Regions from separate parts of the Homo sapiens genome. Here region 1 is linked to region 2. Evidence: read pairs that join two places in POLR2A ChIA-PET (ENCODE). Cell type or tissue: IMR-90. All regions are shown on one strand. Each heading gives the region's core, and the rest is flanking DNA. Links, peaks and the distances in the headings are about the cores only.

What was found. ChIA-PET counts read pairs that join two places held together with the same protein. Peaks named below come from ENCODE experiments on the same cell type or tissue, not always from the same donor. Only the 100,000 strongest peaks of a DNase experiment are listed, where the experiment ranks them.
Region 1: POLR2A ChIA-PET joins it to region 2 with 9 read pairs; 2 of 35 experiments call an interaction of 5 or more read pairs at or near these places.

Annotation. Positions count from the first base shown.
Region 1 is chr2:62,078,961-62,083,960 of GRCh38, forward strand. All of the region lies in intron 2 of COMMD1 (copper metabolism domain containing 1), which reads left to right. Among named protein-coding and RNA genes, the nearest start is that of B3GNT2, 110 kb to the right of the region's middle. In IMR-90, for the core only: no CTCF peak of the experiment used is centred there; no DNase peak of the experiment used is centred there.
Region 2 is chr2:62,261,344-62,272,707 of GRCh38, forward strand. It overlaps LOC105374761 (a long non-coding RNA gene), which reads left to right and starts at 2,882. Exons shown (of 3, transcript XR_940140.3): 1 at 2,882-3,008; 2 at 11,114-11,180. It overlaps LOC124906156 (small nucleolar RNA U13), which reads left to right and starts at 3,652; the gene lies at 3,652-3,755. It also overlaps the pseudogene RN7SL51P. In IMR-90, for the core only: no CTCF peak of the experiment used is centred there; a DNase peak (open chromatin) is centred at 5,548.

The DNA of each region.
Region 1 (5,000 bases), core at 1-5,000, 190 kb before region 2:
GGTTGTAAAATGTTTCTTTTCAGGCTTAAAGTCTGTGTTGATGTTAATATCAGAGAGGTATAATGAGGCATGTCTGACCCCCACCTCCCATCATGTCCTAAACCAGTCTTTCACGTTAAATTTTAAAAGTGCCCTTGTTACAGGAAAGGGGTCCCGAACCAGACCCCAAGAGAGGGTTCTCAGATCTTGTGCAAGAAAGAATTCAGGGTGAGTCCACAGCGCAAAGTAAAAGCAGGTTTATTAAGAAAGCAAAGTAGTGAAAGTACAGCTACTCCATAGACACAGTAGGGCGTTCCTGAAAGAGAAGGAAAGCATCCACCCTGGGTACAGTGCTTGTTTATATACAGGATAAAAAGATCATGGGGGGATGTGCTCTGCTACAAGCATTCGTTCTTAATTACTGTATTTTGCAAGAATCAATATTATTATCTTTAAAGCAAAATTAGGAATGCCTTTGCTCTCCATATATTGGGATATTAGGACAGTCCCAAGTCTGGGTCTGTTTAGTAAATATTATCAATCTGTTCCCTTCACCGGAAACATCTAGAGGCTAGATGCTGGGAAGGCAGCCCAGCAAGTCCCAGCCTCATTTTCCTTGCCCTCACTCAAGATGGAGTTGCTCTGGTTTGAACACCTCTGACACCCTGGCTGAGAAGGAAGTCCATTCAGATGGTTGGAGAGGTGTTAGAAGTTTATTTTGGGTTTACATTTTTTGTGTTTTTTTGGGTAGCATAGTTAATGGACATAGTACGTACTTAGAAACAAACCATTTTTCCTTCAGACTTTATTCCTGGAGACATCACTTTAAACAACATCTTTCCAAGCTCAAGGCAAAATTCTCTCTGCTGGTGTCTGTCAGATGTCAACAGAAAAAAAATGGATTGAACTGGAAATTCACTAAGAATTGGTATAATAAGGCTTTTATGTAGCATTTAAATAAATAGGGAGAGGTGGACTGTGAAGCACTGGAAAGTATTATCTCTGAATATAATCTTTCCAAAAGGTCTGGATATAATCTTTCCAAAAGTTAGCACCCAAAGAATTATACTTCCTGGAAAATGTAAATAGTTTTGCACCTCAGATTTCCTCCTGTAGTAATGACTGGCATTCTGTGTGACTTGCTCTTGTACCTACCTATGGTAAGAATCATATAAACAATATGCTTCCGAAGAATGTCCACAAAGAAAACCAGAATGAAGATGAAGACTTGGGCCAGGAGTAGTGGCTCATGCCTGTAATCCCAGTACTTTGGGAGGCTAAGGCAGGAGAATGATTTGAGCCCAAGAGGTTGAGACCAGCTTGGACAACATAGGGAGACCCTGTCTCTACAAAAATAAAAAATAAAAAAAGAGATGAATACTGGCAATGTGCCTGCCTTATTCACTGCCCTGTTCCTAGTACCCAGTAGAGTTGGCTGAAAATAAGTATACTTTGAGTAAGTGGATAACATTATCTGTTCTGTATACTTGGTGTTTGTTCGTTGGTGCCTGAGATGTACATTTGGGCCATGTTGTGGTCAGGGGAGAAATCACTGGGGGAGTTGTTGAATGTAATTGACTTCCAGCAGAGAAACAGGAGTTCATAGTCCCAATTCTCTTTAAACAGTCACTAAATGGGATAAAGAACTCTCAAGTAAATTTTATTTGTCAAGCTCCTTTTCAAAAATTACAAAAGACTGCTACTGATAAAACTACTGAAAAATACAAAAATATACAAAACTTAAATAAGAGATCCCCATTTCTACCAATATTAGTATTCTTTGACATCATTTCTCCTGCAAATACAAACATAATCATACTTATGGAGTTCTGGATGATAGTTGGAATTTTTTTTTTTTTTTTTACCAAAATTGGCTATATTATATATATTACTCAGGCAAGTTGCTTTACTGAATAGATCATGGCCAACTCTCTGGCTCAACAGATACAAATATAACATTGTTTCTTTTTTAATAGCTGCATAATACTTATTCCATATTCTGGGGAAGGTTCTGTTAATGACATTTAAGATGTTTCTACTTTGTTGTTTTTATTGGTGTTTTTGCTACTACAAACCAGAAAAAAAAAATTCTATATGTATATATACCCTTAGATACTGGTGCTTTTGTTTTTTGATTTTAGGATTAGGATTTCTGTTGCAAAAGGTATACATGCATTAATTTTAATAGCTACTGCTGGATCACTTTTCAGAAGGTTGTAATAGTTCACACTTCTGCCAGCAACATATCAGATTTTTCCTTTGTCTACATCTCTACCATCCCTGAATGTTACCCTCTAGTTTTTCTCAATCTAGATTTTTTTTTTTTTTTTGAGACAGAGTCTCACTGTGTTGCCCAGGCTGGAGTGCAATGGCGTGATCTCGGCTCACTGCAACCTCCGCCTCCCGGGTTCAAGCAATTCTCCTGCCTCAGCCTCCCAAATAGCTAGGATTACAGGAATGTGCCACCACACCCGGCTAATTTTGTATTTTTAGTAGAGACGGGGTTTCTCCATGTTGTCAGGTTGGTCTTGAACTCCCGACCTCAGGTGATCTGCCTGCCTCAGCCTCCCAAAGTGCTGGGATTACAGGTGTGAGCCACCGTGCCTGGCCCAATCTAGATTTTTTTTTTAAATGATATCCCTTGTTGCTTTACTCTACATTTCCTTGTCCACCAGTGAGGTTGAGTCTGTTGTCATGTCTACTAGCTATCTAGATTTCCTCTTAGTAATTGCCTGTGCACATCCTGTACCTCCTTTTTCTCTCGGATGATTTATGATTTCCTTATCGATTTATAAAAGCTTTTTGAATTACAGGAATTTAAAATCTATTATGTATTGTAGTTGATTGCTTTTTTTACTTTGTTAATGATTTTTTTCTTCAGAAAAAATTTCAATTTGTATATATTCAAATATGTCAATCTTATGCTTTTATTTGAGGTTTCCTGCTTTTTTTAGATCTCTAAAACCATTCTGTTTTGGGTTTTTATGTTTGTTTTGGCATTAACATTAAATTTGTAACCTACTAGGAATTTGTACAGAGTGTAAGTCGGGAATCTAATTTCCCTTTTTTGGTAGTTAGAAAATGTCATTGAAATATATATACTACATTTATCGTTGGACCACAGAATTAACCTTGTATCCATTAGTTTGACATTTATCACTGGATGGAGGGTTAGGAATTAGATATAGGACCTCTCTCACCTGAAAAGTGACCAAATTACAAAAGCTTGTATACATTTCTGATTTGTGATGCTGAATTTTTTATGTCTCTGTGATGCTGAACAACAGAACATAGACTTTTTCCAGTTCTAAATGCATACATACTTTGCTGATACCTGAACCAGAATCTCGTAAATGTTCTCATACTGCATTATTTCTGTATCCTTTTAATCTCTGTTAATTTGAAGCAGGGAGACCTTAGAACACTCAAGTGGTAATCCTGGCACTAGCAGGAAGTAGGAGCTGCTGGAGGACCTGGAGCCAGGTTGTCCCCCACACCTCTGTCTTTCCCTTAGATGACGCACCCCATGGTCTGTGGGCAGTGACTAGCTCTCCCAGCGACGTTGGAAGCTTTCATTTCTTCACTTTCTATTCCTGTCCAGCTTTGTAACCAAAACAGTTTTAAAATTTTAGGCTGTCTTGGCCGGGTGCGGTGGCTCACACCTGTAATCCCAGCACTTTGGGAGGCCGAGGCAGGCGGATCACAAGGTCAGGAGTTCAAGACCAGCCTGACCAACATGGTGAAACATCGTCTCTACTAAAAATACAAAAATTAGCTGAGCGTGGTGGCACGTGCCTGTAGTCCCAGCTACTCAGGAGGCTGAGGCAGAAGAATTTTTTTGTTTTGATTTTGAACATAGATTGGTTGGTTTTAAGCTTTAGCTTTTTAAATAGGTAACATATATGCACATGTAAAAAAATCAACAATTAGAAAACCATATACAGTAAAAAAACAAGTTTCCTTCCCTTCCTTGATATCAGCTATCCAATTCCCCTTTTTAGCATCTCTCATTTTTAGGAGACATCTTTGTTAAATTTGGCCAGGCACAGTGGCTCACACCTGTTATTCCAGCACTTTGAGAGGCTGAGGCAGGAAAATGGCTTGAGCCCAGGAGTTTGAGACCAGCCTGGGCAACATACTGAGACCCCATCTCTACAAAAAATTTAAAAATTAGCTAGGTGTGCTGGCACATGCCAGTAGTCCCATCTACTCGACATAATGCCTAACGTGGGAGGTTTGCTTGAGCCTAGGAGGTTGAGTTTGCAGTGAGCCATGATTGTGCCACTGTGCTGCAGCCTGGGTGACAGAATAAGACCCTGTCTCAATTGAGAAAAAAAAAAAAGTCCTGGATAATAAATATTTCAGGCTTTGTGTGCCACATTGCCTCTGCCACAGCTATGCAACTTTGCCATTGTAGCCTGAAAGCAGCCACAGATTACGTGAAAATGAATGAGCCTCTCTATATTCTGATAAAGCTTTAATGAAGAAGAAGATAGGAGCAAGCCAGACTTGCCCATGGGCTGAAGTTTGCCACGCACTTCTGATCTAGAATAGTCCTGCTCATTTACAGTAGTCTTTTCTCTCTGTCTCTCTCTTTCTCTCTCTCTGTCTCTCTCGAAGTGTCTAAGTCAGTGTTCTTATAGAATGCCTTACTTCCTACTTATTCATTTTGTCATTCAACTTTTTTTGTTCCTCTGTTTCCTGTAAGATGAAAGGTAAGTCTAGAGATCTCATTAGATTCACATTAAACATTTTTGGCAAGAATTGTTTGTAGGTGAATTTTTTAACAAGTTTTGCCCAAGGGGCAGAAGGAGAGATTTTTAGAGGATAGAGATTTATGGATGATACTCAAGTGTATAGTATAAGGGATCCAACATCTGAGAAAGGTGTGACCAAAACAAAGGGAGTGACAGAAAATATTCTTAGTTCCTAGAGACTAGAAGAATTTTAGTTTTCATGGAGCAGTGCCTGTCTGTTGACCACTCATCAATGAACACATTGCACTCAGAGTACTCAGTCTG
Region 2 (11,364 bases), core at 2,733-7,732:
TGATCCAACCCCCTTGGCCTCCCAAAATGCCTGGATTACAGGTGTGAGCCACCACACCAGCCCTATAGCTTTGATTTTTAAAACTAGCCATGAGACACATAACATTCACTAGTTTAAAAGGATAGTTGGATTCAAACTATGTCTTGTAAATAGAACAAATTAAAGCTTATCTGTCCCACATAAAGGGAGGCTTTATTGAGTTTTAGAGGAAACAGGATAGCAAATTTACATCTCAAAGCCCAGAGAGAGAATTTAAGCTTTTTCAAGGAGTTTGGATGTGTTAGAGGAAGATTAAAAATGGATGCCAATGCCAGGCTGAACACTTGGGGAGACCGAGGTGGGCGGATCACTTGAAGCCAGGAGTTCAGGACCAGCCCGGGCAACATGGTGAAACCCCGTCTCTACAAAAAATACAAAAAATTAGCAGGGCATGGTTGCGTGTGCCTGTGGTCCCAGCTACTGGAGAGGCTGAGGTGAGAGGATGGCTTGAACCTGGGAGGCGGAGGTTGCAGCACACTGCACTTTAGCCTGCATGACAGAGCGAGACCCCGTCTCAAAAATAAAATACAATAAAATAAAAGATGCCAAAGGTAACACAAAATCACAGGAATTTGCCATAGGATTTAATAAGGATACCAATTTTAGTTAGATAGGTAGCTTCCTATTGTCTTTTTCAGCTGGATGACTGAGCTCAGGGTGGAGGCCGCTGAGGAGCGAAACCAAGCATTTGCAGCCTCTGGGGCCCAACACTCACACATGGAAAAGGCAGGTGCAGCTTGCCTTTTTCTCCTTTGTAAAACGGGTGTAACTGAAGTATAACAGACCCTTCCTGGGCAGCTCAGATCTGGCCTTGCCAGATAATGACACATTAAAAAACAAAACAAAAAGATATAAATCTGACTGTGAAAGGATTAAAGTATAATATATTGTATTTCTTTGAAATTGGGACACATTTTGAACTGATGGGCGCTTGTAATTGGTGATTCTCTTCCTTCATACCTTTCTTCCTTCCTAAAATATGATGTGTCTTTTTTTTTTTTTTTAAAGAGATGAGTTTTCCAGGCTGGGGTGCGTGTTTATTCATAGGCATCATCCCACTACTGATTAGCATGGGAATTTTTACCTGCTCTGTTTCCAACCTGGGTTCACCTCTCCTTAGACACCCTGGTGGTCCTCTGCTCCTGAGAGGTGACCACATTGATGCCAGACTTAATGCAGACATCCAATCAGCATAGCACACTATATCCCAGAACTCCTGGGCTTTGTGAGATCATCCTCTCTCGGCCTCCCGAGTAATGGCACTACAGGTATGTACTACCATGCCCAAAAATGATGTATCTTGCCATCGATTCTATCTTACAGTCATTCACATCTTGGATTAGATAAAATATGGCAGATTCAATGCTGAGATTTTCCTGGAGATATGGAAGAAAGAGTAAGTGATACTTCACGTACCAGAACTTTGAAAAATCCTCTCCAAATGTCCCACTATTTCCACACAAATCCGCCTCCCCTCTGTTGTGGCCATGACACCTTCCCCTCCTCTTGAGCCTGCCAGCCCTTGCCAGGTTCCTCCCAGCTCCTCATCTTTGCCTTCACTTTCTCCTTACTCTCCTCTTCCACCCCTTAATCTGCCCCCCTCCCGCAGCCCTTCCGGGCCTTCATCTCTTTATTCTAATTTAGGCTTCTCTCTCTCCCTTCACTTTTCCACGTCCTGTCCCCAGCAGCACCCCATCAAGTAAAATAAAGAACCCTCCAAGGAATCTACCTTCTTAGAAATTGAAGAGCAGGGAGACAATTATACGTACTTAACATTTAATATTTTTTGTGTTTCATGGATAATAATATCTACCTCATGAGGCTTTCGGGAGGATTAAAAGAGAGAGGGAATGTACACTTGGCAAGTGGCTGGCACATGTTAAGAATTCCCCAAATGTTTGCTGACATTATTTACTATTGTTCTGTAAATGATTGTACAATCAACACTGTAACAACACAGGGAAGAGGAAAGAAGAAAAAGACCAAAGGAATAAGAATCACCTAGAGAATCAACACCATATATTTTTCTAGTAGTAATCGTAAACATGCCACAGTGAATTTGATTTTTGTGCTTTTCCAGTGACAGAGCATTCTTATGAATCATAGCTCATAAATGAAAATATCAAAAGGTGGAAAGAAAGTCGTGTATTTTTAATGTATTTTAACATGTAGCATTTTGTGATGTTTTTAGATCGTGACAAAGAGGAAATTACTGTCATCTTCGTCCTTTATCTAGTATGAAGCTCTTTTTTTTTTTTTCTCTTTTTTTGAGACTGAGTTTTTGTTCCTGTTGCCCAGGCTGGAGTGCAATGGCACTACCTTGGCTCACTGCAACCTCTCCGTCCTGGGTTCAAGCGATTCTCCTGCCTCAGCCTCCTGAGTAGCTGGGATTACGGGCACCCGCCACCGTATCTGGCTCATTTTTTTTTTTTGAGATGGAGTCTTGCACTGTCGCCCGGGCTGGAGTGCAGTGGCACAATCTCGACTCACTGCAACCTCTGCCTCCCGAGTTCAAGCAATTCTCCTGCCTCAGCCTCCTGAGTAGCTGGGATTATGGGCGCCCGCCACCATGCCTGGCTAATTTTTTGTATTTTTAGTAGAGATGGAGTTTCACTATGATGGCCAGGCTGGTCTCAAACTCCTGACCTCATGATCTGCCTGCCTTAGCCTCCTAAAGTGCTGGGATTACAGGAGTGAGCCACCGCACCTGGCCCACCTGCTAATTTTTTTTTTGTATTTTCAGTAGAGATGGGGTTTCACCATATTGGCCAGGCTGGTCTCGAACTCCTGACCTCAGGTGATCTGCCCGCCTTGGTCTCCCAAAGTGCTGGGATTACAGGCATGAGCCACTGCGCCTGGCCTGAAGCTCTTTTTCTTTAGAAGACCATGCTGCAGAAACTTCAAAATACAAAAGAATGCTGCTATCTACTATCTGGTGAAGTATTTTAAGAGGACTGCAAAAAACTAGGGTAATAGTTTTTAAAATGCTTCCTTGTTTCTAGTAATGGAATGTAAGAGGGAAACTTTGTGGAGTTTAAGTCATAACTTGTGGTCTTGGTTGTCAATTCACATCATGTGATTGGAAATTGAAGATACTGCCCCAAAGGCTGAGACTGGGAAACAGACCCTATGCTGTGGACTGAATTATACCCCCCCCACCCCAAATTCACATGTTGAAGCTCTAACCCCCAATACGGTAGTATTTTCTTTTGGAGATAGAGTTAGATGAGCTCATGAGGGTGGGGCCTTCATAATGAGATTGGGGTCTTTATAAGAAGAGGCACCAGAGAGTTTGCTCTCCTACCACAAAGAGGTCATGTGAGCCCACAGCAAGATGATGGCTGCCTGTGAGCCAAGAGAAGAGGCTTCAGAATGAAACCTACTTGCTGGCACCTTGATCTTAGACTTCCAGCCTCCAGAACTATGAGAAGTAAATTCCTGTTTAAACACTCAGCCTATAGTATTTTGTTACAACAGCCCAAATTGACTAATTACAGTCTGGTGGCCCCCAGTATCAAAGTCAGCAACAAAGTTAACATAGAGCTTTCTTAGGCCAGCTTTTCCACACAGAGGGCAATCTCCTAAAAGTAGTGTGAACACTGGGACAATGTGATCCTTCTGTAGTTCATAAGCATCATGCCTGGGTTTTCGCGTTCCCATGTGAGCTGTGCCTCCCTCAAACCTTGTTATGGCATCGGCACATTATCCATCTGATGTGAAAAAGAAAAAAAAAAAGGAAGAAAATATAATTAAAAGGAGAATCAATGTGAGAGGGAAGGACATAAGCATAATACTGTAAAACCAATGGAAGGCTTGATGAAACTTAAAACTAGGAAGTTCTATTTTAAGAAATTGCAACATGCAGTTTAACTGTTTCTGGATTTCTTTGCCGGCTGAAAAGTGGGGATGATGAATTGACACCCACTGCAGGGGCATTTTGTTGCCTCAGCAAGTTTCATGCAGCTGCTTCAGTACTGACTACTGCGGTAGCTGCTGACAGCGTCTCCCGAGGGTCCCCAGCTAAGAGCCCTTAGACTACATGAGTGGACTAGGACACAAATTACCTGTGCCAAAAAGGTTTGCCTTGCCTTTGGGAAAACCTCATCTTCCCTAGAGGGAAATTCTTTTTTTTTTTCCTGAGACAGAGCCTCAGTCTGTCACCCAGGCTGGAGTGCAGTGGTGCGATCTTGGCTTACTGCAACCTCCACCTCCTGGGTTCAAGCAATTCCCATGCCTCAGCCTCCCGAGTAGCTGGGATTACAGGTGCACACCACCACGCCCAGCTAATTTTTGTATTTTTAGTAGAGAGGGGGTTTCACCATGTTGGCCAGGCTGGTCTTAAACTCCTGACCTCACGTGATCCTCTTGCCTTGGCCTTCCAAAGTGCTGGGGTTATAGGTGCGAGCCACAGTGCCTCGCCGTGGGAAATTCTTAATCCAGGTCTTTCTGGGGCTCTGAGAGAGAGTATAAATATGGTGAATTAAAGGCAGTTTCCCAGGGAGCTACGTGACACTAAAAAAAAAAAAAATTCTTCTTCTCTTCCTCCATTTTGCCATATATTTGTATTGTTCTTTCACGTGTAGTGGGAGAACATTTTACTTCTTACTAAGAGAAATGTCTTACGTTGAGGGGAAATGGTTCTTAGTTTAGAAAATTACCTTGCTGGCCCCTAGGGTTGCTGACGGTGAGACTCAGCTTCGGGGCAGAATGGGCTGCACAAAGAGGGTATTTGGATGTGAGACCTTTGGGAGATAATTTTGAATTGTCCTGCCCAGTAAGGTAGGATGAATATTGAATTCCTGGAGATGGTTCTGGAAAGAGGGTCAGGGAAGAGAAGGGAGGGACTGTGGAAAGGTTTGCAGGGGTGTCCAATCTTTTGGCTTCTCTGGGCCACATTAGAAGAAGAATTGCCTTGGGCCACATATAAAATACACTAACACTAATGATGCTGATGAACTTAAAAAGAAACTCAAAAAAAAAAAAAACCACATAATGTTTTAAGAAATTTTATGAACATTTTCACTGCTGTTCGGTTCTTGAAGGAAAAAAAAAAAAAAGAAAGTTTACGAATTTGTGTTGGGCCACATTCAAAGCCATCCTGGGCCACGGGTTTGACAAGCTTGGTTTAGAGGAAGGAAAGTGGAGGGGCTGACTTAATGTGCAGGTAGCCCAGTGTGAGGCCTGAGAAGGGAGAGCCAGCAAAACATCCAAAATGGCAGGGATGCTTCTGGATTCTAGCAGTCAATGTGAAAATGGTGGCTGTGCAGTGTTGGGAGGAACGTCTCTCCAAAGCTGTATAGAGATCTGCTGCACACAGCTGCTTTGGGCAAGTTACGGCTCCAAGAAATCAAGAGGGATCTAGGGTCCAGTGGTAGGACCAAGAGAAGGGAACAGCCACAGTGCAAAGCACAGGAATTCAGTGGGAATAGGAAATGGGAATGGGAGCTGGCCACCAGAACAAAACCCCAGGAATGCATAGCTTGAGCTATTTAGATGCAAAGGTTAACAGAAAGGGCAACTTGCTGAGGCTGAGGATTTCCCAGCTGTCAGATCTGAGTCACGTTAAGGAGTAAGGGTGCGGTTGTACTCTTGGGCACTGGAAGAGATCAAGTCCCATCCAAGTAGGGGACGGGGGTGGGGGGTTGGGGGGGCAGTAGGGGGATCCAGAAGAGGGAGGACATGCCCACAGCTATCCTCGACAGTCCTGCCCATCCTCTGGTGGAAAAGTCAAACCCCAGATTTCAAAATGGCTTCAGAGCAAATTCTGATCTGCTTCATGGTCTAACTTTAGAGATGTCTGAGGGTGTGAGTGGGCAGCTGGATGGATGAGATGGTTTTTTTATACTTTTAAAATTTCTTCTGTTTATTCCCATTCTTTCATATTTAGCAAAGTCATTTTGAAAGCCTGCTACAACTGTGTTAAGGATGTCAAATATAATTTTCAAATAGTGAAGAATATAACATAAGTGAGCCCTTGTCAAAGATGTGTTTAGCTCACTGATTATGACAGCAGCAAGATGGCAACACCAGTTCAAAGGTTATATGTAGTTGGTGAAAAGAAGAATGCAGAAAGACGGCAGAGTCAGATACAAAAAAGGTCCTGACAGAGCAATAACTGTAACCTTTGGGCTTATCTTTTCTACCAGAGAGAAATCATTTACCTCTCCACCAGAAAAAAAAAAAAAAAAAAACTTTGCAAAATGTATTAATATTTTATAGATTAAATCTAGCTTTTCAGAACCTAGCCTGATCAACTGTAAATAGTAAGTCAAGATGCCAGGCACAGTGGCTCACGCCTGTAATCCCAACACTTTGGGAGGCCAAGGTGGGAGGATCACTTGAGCCCAGGGGTCCAAGGCTGCAGTGAGCTATGATTTTGCCACTGCACTTCAGCTTGGATAACAAAGCAAGACCTTGTCTCTATTTAAAAAAATAATAAGTAGGTCAAATGAAGTTATATCCCTTAGAAAATCAGATGAGTGTTACGAAGGTTGTTACACAATAGTCAGTCATGTGGCTTTGAGAGGGCATGCGGCAATCTTTGTGCTGAATTTCCAATTTTTGGATGATTTTTCTTAAGGGTAAGCAGGGGACTAGATTATTGTCCTCACTTAACTCACAGAGCTAAAGGGGAGCAACAGAGTCTTGGAGCCACCATGATAGGGTAGAAGTAATAAAGGGAAAGAGGGATAGTTGAAACTCAAGAAATAAAAAGAAGACTGCCTTCTCATCCCTCCCCTCCTGGGGAGTCTTCTTTTACTTCTAAAACCAGATTTTTCTGCTACTGATCTAATAAAGGGACTGCTGGTCTCTTATATCCATCAATACCTTCTTGGGGACCCTTGGCTTCTTGGGGACCTTGGGGACTTCTTGGCTACCACTTGGGGACCCTTGAGTTTGCACTGGAGTCAAAACATTATAGGGAACCCAGGCACTGCCCTATCCACTAGGGGTGAGAGAGTTAAATGTTAAAATCTCTTTGGGACATTTTTGCAATATCTAGCAACATTATTTTTTTAATTGTGGTAAATTTATACATAACTTAAAATTTACCATTTTAACCATTTTAAGCATATGGTTCAATAATATTATGCACATTGATATTGTTGTGCTATTATTACCATCATCCATCTCTAGAACTTTTTCATCTTCCCAATTTCTTCCCCCCACAACCATTGGCAGTCACTATTCTACTTTTCGTCTGTATGAATTTAACTATTCTACTCATGTAAATGGAAATGTACAATATTTGTCCTTTTGTATCTGGCTTATTTCACTTGGTATAATATCTTCAGTCTGTCCATGTTGTTGCATGTGTCTGAATTTCATTTCTTTTTAAGGCTGAATATTCCCTTTTATGTATATACCACATTTTGTTTATCCATTTGATATGGTTTTGCTGTGTCCCCACCCAAATCTCATCTTGAATTGTAGCTCCCATAATCCCCACATGTCGTGGGAGGGACCCAGTAGAAGGTAATTGAATCACCGGGGTGGGTTTTCCCCATGCTGTCCTTGTGATAGTGAATTAGTCTCACAAGATCTGATGATTTTATAAAGGGCAGTTCCCCTGCACATGTTCTCTTGCCTGCCACCATGTAAGACGTGCTTTTGCTCCTCCTTCACCTTCTGCCACGTTTGTGAGGCCTCCCCAGCCATGTGTGAGTCCATTAAACCTCTTTTTTGTTTTGTTTTGTTTTGAGACAGAGTTTCACTCTTGTTGCCCAGGCTGGAGTGCAATGGCTCTATCTCAGCTCATCACAACTTTTGCCTCCCAAGTTCAAGGGATTCTCCTGCCTCAGCCTCCCGAGTAGCTGGGATTACAGGCATGCACCACCACACCTGGCTAATTTTGTATTTTTAGTAGAGATAGGGTTTCTCCATGTTGGTCAGGCTGGTCTCCAACTCCCAACCTTAGGTGATCTGCCCACCTTGGCCTCCCAAAGGGCTGGGATTACAGGCGTGAGCCACTGTGCCCGGCCAAACCTATCTTTCTTTATAAATTACCCAGTCCAAGTTATTTCTTCATTGCAGGATGAAAATGAATGAATACACCACTCATCCACTGATGCCCATCAACATTTAAAATGAACATACTCTTTTGATCCAGCAAGTCTATTTCAAGGACTTTGTCCTATGCATATACTTGCGTATATACACAAAGATGGTATTTGTAGAAGACCCTCTTGGTTGCTACCCAATAGACATTTCATCCTTTCTTCTTGCCAAGGACCTTGAGTTTCTTCAGGTATCAGGATGTTCGGTGATCAGGAAAAGCATGTTCTTCCATAGCTCCAGGGATTAATCTTAACTGGTATAAGCCAATAAGAGTAATTATTTCCCTCTTTAACAGTGATTGGTTTATGGATGGGTATGTTCTAGCTAATGATTTGTGAAGGGAAGTCTGTGGCAGGGCTTCTGGGAAAAGTTTTCCTCCCTGAGAAAAAGAGATGTGCGAGGAGGAATTGATTTCTTGTCTTTGAACGGAACTGAATCATGATGGGATGACTGGGACAGTACATGCTATCTTACTTCCAAACCCAGGGCAAAAAATCAAACACTCTGAAGATGGCACGAGAAATATGGAAAACACTTGGTCCCTTAATGACATTGTTGGACCACTAAATTAACTCATCCTGGGACCACCTAGCTGTAGATCTCTTGTTATGTAAGATAATAAATCCTTATGGTTTACTTATAGTTGGGTGTTCTGTTATTTTCATTCTAAAACACTAATTGATACAGTGTTTATCGCAGCATTGTTTGTAATAGTGAACACCCTAAATGTTAATCAATAGAGGACTCATTAAATAAATTATGTTACATCCATACAATAAAATACTATGCAGTTGTAAATAAAAAGAAGTGGATTTATATGCAGATATGGACTAAGATCTAAGACATAGTGAATAGGAGTCGGGCGCGGTGGCTCAGGCCTGTAATCCCTCTGCCTTGGGATGCCGAGGCAGGCGGATCACGAGGTCAGGAGATAGAGACCATCCCGGCTAACACGGTGAAACCCCGTGTCTTCTAAAAAGTACAAAAAATTAGCCGGGCGTGGTCACAAGCACCTATAGTCCCAGCTACTGTGGAGGCTGAGGCAGGAGAATGGTGCGAACTCGGGAGGCGGAGCTTGCAGTGAGCCGAGATCGCGCCACCGCACTCCAGCCTGAGCGACAGAGCGAGACTCCGTCTCAAAAAAAAAAAGAAAAGAAATAGTGAATAGGAATAGCAAAGTACATAAACATTTCTAAGTAGGCTCCTGTGTGTGTGTTGAAAAATATACGCATATATACGTTTGTGTAAATACAGAAAATTTATGCAAGTGTATGCAACAAATTTTTAATAAGGTACCTCTGGGGAATGAGGCTGGGAGTACCAGGACGGAAGGGAGACTTACTTTTTATTTTATGCTTCTCTTTAAAGTTTGTATTTTTATACCAAGATCATGTATTACTCTTTCAATTTAAAAAGAAAGTTCAAAACCACTACCACCATAGCAAAAACATTAATATCAGTTCACAGTGTAAACTGCCAACTTCCAGGCGCTGTCTTTGGCAGTGAGCCAGCCACGGATCTGCTTAAAGCTGTTAGAGGCTTGGCTTCAGAAGGTAGAAGCAGGACTTTCAAAAGAGGCACATTGTAGGTGGAATCTGGTCCAAGAAAATTTATCCCCAAACATAGGGTTAATTGACCCCCCTGTTTTGTCTTTTGTAACTACCCTAAGGCTGATATTCAGCTAGGATACATTGGCATGGGCATATCATTTATAACTGGGGTCCATTCTGACTGGGCTGGTCCCCTTTCAGAGTATTTTGTGCCCATGAGGGACCAGCTGTTAAATATCTTGAATATCATGTCTAACCTGTTCCACTCAGTATGCCTACCTCTTCTTGTGCCTTCAACCATCTGAATATGTCCTTAACTCTTGGTTAGTAACCTTGTCTCCTGATAGTGAACATTTTTGGGGACGTATTTGGCCACAGGTAATATAATATCAACCAAAATAGCTTCAACAATATACAGTTATTGGGCTGGGCATGGTGGCTCATGCCTGTAATCCCAGCACCTTGGGAGGCTGAGGCAGGAGGATTGCTTGAGTCCAGGAGTTCGAGACCGGCCTGGGCAACAAAGTGAGACCTTATCTCTATAAAAAATAAAAAAACTTAGCCATGCATGGTGGCATGTGCCCGTGGTCCCAGCTACTCAGGAGCTTGAGGCAGGAGGATCGCTTGAGCCTGGGAGGTTGAGGCTGCAGTGAGCTGTGATCACACCACAGCTTGGGCAACAGAGTGAGACCATGTCTCAAAACAAACAAACAAACAAACAATACAGTTATTTTGTATAACAAGTCTGGTTAGTAGTGGGCAGTTTTGGGGTTAATTAGGTGGCTCAATAGTGTCGTTGGAGACCAGAAGCCTTCTCACTTTTTTTTCTGCCATCTTGGCATGTTGACAAATCTCCTTGGCGGTCATCAGATGGCTGCTGTAGCACTGAGTATTGTCTTCACATGACAACACCTTAACAAGATGGTTAAGGAGGAGGATATAGTGGACCTTTTCCTCTTGTGATTCTTTCTCTTTCTTATTTTTAACGAATGAGTAAAATCTTCCCTAACAGCCATGAGTAGGTGTCCACTTGTGTGTGTGTGTGTGTGTGTGTGTGTGTGTGTGTGTGTGTGTGTTTTGAGACAGAGTCTCGCTCTGTGGCCCAGGCTGGAGTGCAGTGGTATGATCTTGGCTCACTGCAACCTCTACCTCCCAGGTTCAAGCAACTCTTCTGCCTCAGCCTCCTGAGTAGCTGGGACTACAGGTGCACGCCACCATGCCTGGTATTTTTTGTATTTTAATAGAGATGGGGTTTCACTGTGTTGCCCAGGCTGGTCTCAAACTCCTGAGCTCAGGCAATCTGCCTACCTCGGCCTCCCAAAGTGCTAGGATTACAGGTGTGAGCCACCGTGCCCGGCCCCACTTGTGTTTTACTAGCCAGAACTAAGTCATGTGACTACCCTTAGACCAACCAATTACTGACAATGAGGATGAGCTTTGGACTAATTATGATTAATCTTTTTCAGTTGTGCATACTGACCCTGAATCAAATCAGGTTTCTGCCTACAAGAAGGAAGAAGAAATGGCAGCTAGGTAAGTAATCAGCTATGACTGGCACTCATACCTCTTTAGTTTATGTTCTCTTTAACTTGGAATTCCATCAATAGTCTGTTGCTTGGCTGGGTACGGTGGCTCACGCCTGTAATCCCAGCACTTTGGGAGGCCGAGGCAGGTGGATAGCTTGAGCCTGGGAGCTTGAGACCAGCCTGGCCAACAT